Linked DNA regions of Homo sapiens: region 1 is linked to region 2. Evidence: read pairs that join two places in POLR2A ChIA-PET (ENCODE). Cell type or tissue: OCI-LY7. All regions are shown on one strand. Each heading gives the region's core, and the rest is flanking DNA. Links, peaks and the distances in the headings are about the cores only.

The links. Peaks named below come from ENCODE experiments on the same cell type or tissue, not always from the same donor. Only the 100,000 strongest peaks of a DNase experiment are listed, where the experiment ranks them.
Region 1: POLR2A ChIA-PET joins it to region 2 with 7 read pairs; 2 of 35 experiments call an interaction of 5 or more read pairs at or near these places.

What each region holds. Positions count from the first base shown.
Region 1 is chr19:19,140,201-19,144,793 of GRCh38, forward strand. No RefSeq gene overlaps it. Among named protein-coding and RNA genes, the nearest start is that of TMEM161A, 4.0 kb to the left of the region's middle. In OCI-LY7, for the core only: no CTCF peak of the experiment used is centred there; no DNase peak of the experiment used is centred there; H3K4me3 peaks cover 440 bases; H3K27ac peaks cover 1,614 bases.
Region 2 is chr19:18,974,384-18,978,976 of GRCh38, forward strand. No RefSeq gene overlaps it. Among named protein-coding and RNA genes, the nearest start is that of HOMER3, 35 kb to the left of the region's middle. RefSeq lists an enhancer at 3,707-4,351. In OCI-LY7, for the core only: no CTCF peak of the experiment used is centred there; no DNase peak of the experiment used is centred there.

The DNA of each region.
Region 1 (4,593 bases), core at 406-4,405, 170 kb after region 2:
AAGGGTGGGTAACTGGCTGAAGAGTTTGCATCATCTGTGCATGTAGCAGTGGCGCTGCTGGAGGTGGCAGGAGCTGCATGCTCAGCTGGACCTCCACAGCCATTGATCACTGCCATGAGGACCGTGGCTCACCCCTCCTGAGTGGGGAAGGGACAGAAGGGACCAGGTGGGAAGTGTTGAAGACTTGAGTCCAGCCAGGCATGGTGGCTTGGCGTATGCCTGTAGTCCCAGCTACTTGGGAGGCTTAGGCTGGAGGATCGCTTGAACCCAGAATTTTGAGACCAGCCTGGGCAGCACAGCAAAACACCCATCTCTAAAAAAAAATTAAATTAAAAAAAAAGTTAAATTAGCCCAACGTGGTGGCTCAAGCCTGTAAGTCCCAGCTACTCAGGAGCCTGAGGTGGGAAGATTGCTTGAGCCCAGGAATTTGAGGCTGCAGTGAGTCGTGATCATGCCACAGCACTCCAGCCCTGGCAACATGACGAGGAAAAAAAAAGAGGCTGGGTGCAGTGGCTCATGCCTGTCATCCGAGAACTTTGGGAGGCCAAGGTGGGAAGATCACTTAAACCCAGGAGTTCCAGACCAACCTGGGCAACATGGGGAAACCCAGACTATACAAAAAATACAAAAATTAGCTGGGCAGGCTGGGCACAGTGGCTCACGCCTGTAATCCCAGCACTTTGGGAGGCTAAGGGGGGCGGATCACAAGGTCAAGAGATCAAGACCATCCTGACCAATATGGTGAAACCCTATTGGGTTTCTACTAAAAATACAAAAATTAGCTAGGCGTTGTGGCTCACGCCTGTAGTCCCAGTAGTAGTCCCAGCTACTGGGGAGTCTGAGGCAGGAGAATCACTTGAACCCAGGAGGCAGAGGTTGCAGTAAGCTGAGATCTTGCCACTGCACTCCAGCCTAGCTGGGCAAGGTGGTGTGCACCTGTAGTCTCAGTTACTTGGGAGGCTGAGGCAGGATTGCTTGCACCCATGAGATCAAGGCTGCAGAGAGCTATGATTGCACCACCGCAGTACAGCCTGGGCAATAGGGCAAGACACTGCCTCAAAAATAAAAAAATAGGCCAGGCGCAGTGGCTCATGCCTGTAATCCCAACATTTTGGGAGGCTGAGGTGGGAGGATCACTTGAGGTCAGGAGTTTGAAACCAGCCTGGCCAACATGGTGAAACCCCATCTCTACTGAAAATACAAAAATTAGCCGGGTGTGGTGGCAGTCGCCTGTAATCCGAGCTATTTGGGAAGGACGAGAATCGTTTGAACCCGGGAGGCAGAAGCTGCAGTGAGCCGAGATCCCGCCACTGCACTCCAGCCTGGGCAACAGAGTGAGACTTTGTCTCAGAACAAAAAAACAAAAAAAAAAACCCAATAATAATAAAAACAAAATTAGGCCAGGAGCGGTGGCTCACACCTGTAATCCCAGCACTTTGGGAGACCGAGGTGGGTGGATTACCTGAGGTCAGGAGTTTGAGACCAGCCTTGCCAACATAGTGAAACCCCGTCTCCACTAAAGATACAAAAAATTAGCTGAGCATGGTGGCACATGCCTGTAGTCCCAGCTACTCAGGAGGCTGAGGCAGGAGAATCGCTTGAACCTGGGAGGCAGAGGCTGCAGTGAGCCGAGATCGTGCCATTGCACTCCAGCCTGCATGACAGAGCGAGACTCTCTCTCAAAACAAAAAACAAAAACAAAACAAAATAATAAAAATAAGTAAGTAGAAAAGAAAAAGAAAAAAGACCTGAGTCTGGGTTGGGTGAGCGAAATCTCTAGCCGCACTTGGACACTCTGCAGAGGCTTCAAGTTCACCCCATCCAAGTCTCATTCCCTACAAGCTTCCACAGCACAGAGGATGAAATGGGAGCTTCCAGTCACCCACGGCACGCTCTTCCCTTCACCTCCACCTCCGAGCCGTTCTGGAGTCCTGGTGGGTTTGCCTCCACGCACACACAGAGAGTGATCATTCCAGGGGGCACTGCCTCCCCTCAGCTCCCAATGCCCCCTGCCACGGGAGCCTGGGGAGGGGCTTTTACACACTTTGATCATGCCATATCCCTATCCTGGAAACTGGGGCCCCAAAGCCCCCACCTCACTGGGGATGAGGGTGGCGAAGATGACGTAGGACAAACCTTAGCTGGGGTCTGGGGTGCAGATGGCATCCTATACTCCGCCGTATAAACAAGTGCCCCCTCCGGGTTCTGTCACTTATATACTTTGTCCAGTCTCCCTATCCCTTAAAAGGCGTCCCGCCCATCATCTTGTCTAGGACTGTGTGCGCTAAGGGTGAAATGCAAGGTGCTCAGTTTTACTGAAGAAATCTCTCCCTGGGGCGCTGAGTGACAGAAAGGATTTTGAAATTGTCAGTCAACGTACCCCGCCCATTCTGGCTGAGCTGTGCCAACCAGCTCAGCTTTGGATCTTGGCAGAGTGATTGGAAAGCAGGTGAGTTTGTTTGTTTGTTTGGTTTTTGAGATAGAGTCTTGCTCTGTTGCCCAGGCTGGAGTGCAGTGGCGCGATTTCGGCTCACTGCAACCTCCACTTCCCGGGTTCAAGTGATTCTCCTGCCTCAGCCTCCTGAGTATCTGGGACTACAGGCACACACTACCATGCCCGGCTAATTTTCGTATTTTTAATAGAGACGAGGTTTCACCACATTGGTCAGGCTGGTCTCGAACTCCTGACCTCAAGTGATCCACCTGCCTCAGCCTCCCAAAGTGCTGGGATTACAGGTGTGAGCCACCATGCCCGGCCTGTTTTTGTTTTTGTTTTTTTACTCTTTGAGACGGGGTCTTTTGCTCTGTTGCCCAGGCTGGAGTGCAGTGGCTCAATCATGGCTCACTGCAGCCTTGACTTCCCGGGCTCAGGTGATTCTCCCACCTCAGCCTCCTGAGAAGCTGGGACTAGAGGTGTGCACTGCCACGCCTGGCTAATTTTTTTTTTTTTTTAAGAGATGGGATTCACCATGTTGCCCAAGCTAGTCTTGAACTCCTGGGCTTAGGCCATCCTCCCACCTCAGCCTCTCAAAGTATTTGGATTACAGGGGTGAGCCACTGTCCCCGGCCAAGGCGGATCTTGTAAGTCTTGATCTCAACACTCATGTTTTCCGTCTTCCTGTCCAAATCTGTGAACTCCAACTCACAAAGGTGTTTCTCAGCTTGGGACAGTGTAGAAGGCGTCATGGAGGAAGAGAGGCAGAGCTGGGCCTTGGAGGGTGGGAAGGAGTTTAAAAAGGAGACAAGTTGGGGGTTGAGGGAGGCGCTCCAGGAAAGACCAGTAGGGTCACATGTTGGTACTGCAAATATTTCTAAGGTACTGGAGAGGCTGGGACAGGGATAGGAGACCAGGCCAGACTAGGGTAGGGCAGCTGAGGAGCCCAACTTCCTTCTAAGGATGAGGAAAAGCTTCAAAGAGATGAGCAGAACATGGCAGAGGCAGATCTTTTAAATTTTATTACTGTTATTTTTAGAGACAATGTCTTGTTCTGTCACTCAGGCTGGATTGTAGTGGGCTGGTAATAGCCCACTGCAGCCTCCAACTCCTGGGCTCAAGGCATCCTTCCTCCTCAGCCTCCCAAAGGACTGGGATTACAGGCAAGAAGTAATTTTTTTTTTTTTTTTTTTTTTGAGACGGAGTCTTGCTCTGTTGTGCAGGCTGGAATGCAGTGGCACGATCTGGATCTCGGCTAACTGCAACCACCACCTCTTGAGTTCAAGTGATTCTCGTGCCTCGGCCTCCCAAGTAGCTGGGATTACAGGCATGGGCCATGAGGCCCAGCTAATTTTTGTATTTTTAGTAGAGATGGTCTCAAATTTCTGGCCTCAAGTGATCTGCCCGCCTTGGCCCCCCAAAGTGCTAGGATTACAGGTGTGAGCCACCGTGCCCGGCTAGAAGTCAGTTTTTTATGTTGTCGTTGTTTTTGATGTTATTTTTGAGATAGGGTCTCGCTCTGTTGCCCACGGTGGAGTGCAATGGCTCAATCACAGCTTGCTGCAGCCTCGACTTCCTATGCTCAGGCAATTCTCCCACCTCAGCCTCCTGAATAGCTGGGACTACAGGAATGTGCCAGCCATGCCCAGCTAATTTCTTTTTAAATTTTTTGTAGAGATCAGGGTGTCAGTATGTTGCCCAGGCTGGTCTCAAACTGCTGGGCCCAAGCCATCCATCCACTTTGGCTTCCCAAAGTGCTAGGATTACAGGCTTTGGCCACCGCACCCGGCAAGAAGTCAGATGTTAAGTATTATGAAGATCTCACTGAATGCCATGTATGGTGGCTTGCACCTGTAGTCCAGCTACTCTGGAGGCCGAGGTGAGAGGATTGCTTGAGCCCAGGAGTTTGAGAGCAGCCTGGGCAACATAGTGAGGCCCCAACTAAAAAAAAAAAAAAAATCCCACTGAGACCACCTGGGGTGCGTGAGGCCAGATAGACCCTGCTGCACCTCAACTATTTTCTGGGAGCACCCCTGACCTCAGGACACCCAAGTCTGTCTTCACACACAGGACAAGCCAGAGTGGGGGCAGTTTGCAACCCCAGGAGTGGGTATATAAACACCCTGCTCTCTTGTCCCCTGGGTAGAATCAATTGCTGG
Region 2 (4,593 bases), core at 278-4,277:
CGCCCAGCCAATTTTTGTATTTTTAGTAGAGATGGGGGTTTCACCATGTTGGCCAGGTTGGTCTCAAACTCCTGACCACAAGTGATCCGCCCACTTCAGCCTTCTAAAGTGCTTGGATTATAGGTGTGAGCCACCACACCTGACCTGGAGAATATATCTTTTTCTTTTTTTTTTTTTTTTAGATAGAGTCTTGCTCTGTCACCCAGGCTGGAGTGCTATGGCACAATCTTGGCTCACTGCAACCTCTGACTCCCTGGTTCAAGTGATTCTCCTGCCTCAGCCTCCCGAGTACCTGGGATTACAGGCATGTGCCACCACAGCACAGCTAATTTTTGTATTTTTAGTAGAGACAGGGTTTCACCATGTTGGCCAGGATGGTCTCGATCTGCTCACCTCGTGATCCGCCCACCTCGGCCTCCCAAAGTGCTGGGATTACAGGCGTGAGCCACCGCGCCTGGCCGAATATTTCTCATACCAGGAAAAGTTGGAAGCAGCCCACAGATCTAGCCTGAGAGGCCTGGTTAAATTAGTGTCTGGCCGGGTGTGGTAGCTCATGCCTGTAATCCCAGCACTTTGGGAGGCCAAGGTGGGAGGATTGCTTGAGCCTAGGAGTTTGAGACCAGCCTGGGTGACATAGGGAGCCCCCATCTCTACAAAGAATAAAAATTCAAAAATTAGCCAGGCATGTGGCATGAACCCATGTTCATGCCTATGGTCACAGCTACTTGGAAAGCTGAGGTAGGAGGATTGGTTGGGCCCAGGAGGTTGAGGTTGCAATGAGCCATGATTGCACCACTGCACTCCAGCCTGGGTGACAGAGCAAAGCCTTGTCTGAAAAAAAAAAAAAAAAAAAAAAAAAGATTTGTGTCTGCATGACACACCATGATGTGGACAGGGAAGGGATGGAAAGGACACCATGCATGCAGATAGGAGACCACATACACTGCAGCAACTCCACTTCTGTGAATGTATCCGACAGAAATGGGACCTTCATTCCGCTGGGTGCGGTGGCTCACACCTGTAATCCCAGCATTTTGGGAGGCCGAGGCGGGCAGATCACTTGAGGTCAGGAGTTTGAGAATAGCCTGGCCAACATGGCGAAACCCCATCTCTACTAAAAATACAAAAAATTATCCGGGCGTGGTGGCACATGCCTGTAATCCCAGATACTCGGGAGGCTGAGGCAGGAGAACTGCTTGAACTTCGGAGGTGGAGGTTGCAATGAGCCAAGATTGCGCCACTGCACTCCAGCCTGGGCAACAGAGGAAGACTCCGTCAAAAAAAAAAAATGCCCTGTTGCAGTGGCTCACACTTGTAATTCCAGCACTTTGGGAGGTCAAGGCAGGCAGATCACCTGAGGTCGGGAGTTCGAGACCAGCCTGACCAATGTGAAGAAACCCCATCTCTACTAAAAATACAAAAATTAGCCAGGCGTGGTGGTGCATGCCTGTAGTCCGAGCTACTTGGGAGGCTGAGGCAGGAGAATCGCTTGAACCCGGGAGGTGGAGGTTGTGGTGAGCCGAGATCGTGCCACTGCACTCCAGCCTGGTGACACAGCAAGACTCCATCTCAAGAAAAAAAAAAAAAAAAAAAAAAGAACATTCTCAAGAGGAAATAAATTATCCGTGACAGGGCTCAATGGTTCTCCTTCATTCATGTGAGGTTTTTAATGCTTTTTCATATGCCTTGGGGGAGAGTTGTCAAATCTTAACAAATCAGAGAAGAATTATAACTCGTAGAAGAATGTCAAAGGCATTTGGAGGGTGGAAGCTGCAGAAATTGAGCCCCATCTGCAAATGGGATGGACAGATGAAAGATGTACATTCTCAAGTCTGCGTAGGAACGTATATTAAGCCGAGCATGGTGGCTCACGCATGTAATCCCAGCACTTTGGGAGGCCAAGGCGGGTGGATCACCTGAGGTCAGAAGTTTGAGACCAGCCTGGCCAAAATGGCGAAACCCGTCTCTACTAAATACACAAAAATCAGCCGGGCATGGTGGCACGTGCCTGTGGTCCCAGCTACTCAGAACGTTGAGGCAGGAGAATCGCTTGAACCTGGGAGGCAGTGGTTGCAGTGAGCCGAGATCGCGCCCTTGCACTCCAGTCTGGGTGACAGAGTGAGACTCCGTCTAAAAAAAAAAAAAAAAAATTGATCCATTCCATCTTGCATTTTTTTAATAAAGTTTTTTTTTAATTAAAAAACATTTTTTTTTTGGTGGAGATTGGTGTCTTACTATGTTGCCCAGGCTGATCTTGAACTCCTGGACTCAAGTAATCCTCCCACCTCAGCCTCCCAAAGTGCTGGGATTACAGGCTGAGCCACTGCACCCGGCCTTGCAGATGTGGTTAACACCTCCAATCAACTGACCTGAAGTAAAGGAATTTATCCTCCATGACCTTGATGTTTCTTTTTTTTTTTTTTGAAACCAAGTTTCGCTCTTTTTGCCCAGGCTGGAGTGCAATGGCGTGATCTCGGCTAACTGCAACCTCCACCTCCCGGGTTCAAGACATTCTCCTGCCTCAGCCTCCTGAGTAGCTGGGATTACAGGCATGCACCACCATGCCTGGATAATTTTTGCATTTTTAGTAGAGACGGGGTTTCTCCACGTTGGTCAGGCTGGTCTGAAACTCCTGACCTCAGGTGATCCTCCTGCCTCGGCCTCCCAAAGTGTTGGGGTTACAGGCGTGAGCCACTGCACCCAGCCGATGCTTCTTATCTAATCAGTTGAAGTCCTTCAGAGAGCAAAAACAGCTTCTAGAGGGAAAAAGGAATTCGTAAGCTTGCAACAAATAAAGCCTCCCTGTTTCCAACCTGCTAGAGTGCCCTATGAATTTTGGGTTTATCAGCCCCCACGATTGCATGACCCAATTCCTTAAAATACATCTTTTTTTTTTTTGAGAGAGATAGGATCTCTGCCACCCAGGCTGAAGTGCGGTGGTGGGATCATGGCTCACTGCAGCCTCGACCTCCTGGGCTCAAACGATCCACCCACCTCAGCCTCTGGAGTGGCTGGGATCACAGGCACACACCACCATGCCCAAACTTTTTAAAAACTTTTTTGTAAACATGGGATCTTAAACTCCTGGGCTCAAGCAATCTTTCCATGTCAGCCTCCCAAAGTGCTAGGATTCCAGGCGTAAACCACCACGCCCAGACAAAATAAATCTTAAAAAATTTTTTTTTTTTTTAGAGAAAATCTCTTTCTATATATGTAATATGTATATTTCCTGTTGGTTCTGTTTCTCTTGTGAGCCATTACTGATACAGGCACCCAGAGGCCCGGTGATGGGAAGGAGGCGGGGTTACTTTCCAATACATACTCAGGGAATTTCTTTTTTTTCTTTTTTTGAGATGGAGTTTCGCTCTGTCGCCCAAGCTGGAGTGCAGTGTATGGTCTTGGCTCACTGCAAGCTCTGTCTCCTGGGCTCAAGCGATTCTCCTGCCTCAGCCTCTGGAGTAGCTGGGATTACAGGTGCCCGCCACCATGCCTGGCTAATTTTCGTATTTTTAGTGGAGACAGGGTTTTACCATATTGGCGAAGCTGGTCTTGAACTCCTGGTCTCAAGTGATCTGCCTGCCTCAGCCTCCCAAAGTGCTGGGATTACAGGCGTGAGTTACCGCGCCCGGCCACTCAGGGAATTTCTGAGATAGTGACAGCTTCCGGTGGCAGGACCTCAGCTGATTGCCTTGGCCTTTGTCCGCTGAACCCAGGCCAGCTTCCTAGCCTCGGGCGCCACCCAAGACACCTGCAGACCAAGGACACACATTAGAGGCCTTGGGTTTCACGGTCCTGGGCAGGGCCAGGCCTGAGGTGCTGACCAAGCCTGCTACCCTCAACCAAAATAAACCTAGGGCAGGATGCTGCTTGATCAGCCATCCATAGAACACCACAGCCCGAGCCGGGTCACAGATCTGCTTTGGCTGGCCTGCGGACAGGGAGGTCCTCAGCCGCAAAAGGCCTGAGAGGTGGACACATTGGATTTGAAGACCAAAAATGGCCCCCTTCTGGTTGGGTGCAGTGGCTCACACCTGTAATCCCAGCACTTTGGGAGGCTGAAGTGGGCGGATCACTTGAGGTTGGGAATTTGAGACCAGCCTGGCCAACATGGTGAAACCTCGTTCTCTACTAAAAATACAAAAATTAGCCGGGCTTGGTGGCATGTGCCTTGTAGTCCCAGTTACTCGGAAGGCTGAGGCAGAAGAGTCACTTGAGGCTGCAGTTGCAGTGAGCCGAGATCGCACCACTGCACTTCAGTCTGGGTGACAGAGCAAGACTTTGTCTCAAAAAAAAAAAAAAAAAAGGCCCCCTTCGGAGATGTGGGAGTTGGGGGTGGGGGCAGATTTCAAAGCCTGGGGGATTCGATCTGTCATCTGTGCAACCCAGCTGACTATGTGGCTAAAGTTTAACAAGTTTCACAATAACCATTAGACATTGACTGACACTGCCAGGGAAGTGCTCCAGAGATGGGGAAACCCACGTCCACACAAACACCTGTCCACGCGTGTCCACAGCAGCTCTAGTCATGGTTGGCAGAAAGTGGAAACCTCCCCATGCCCATCAGCTGGTGCATGGATAACAGAGTGTGTTCCA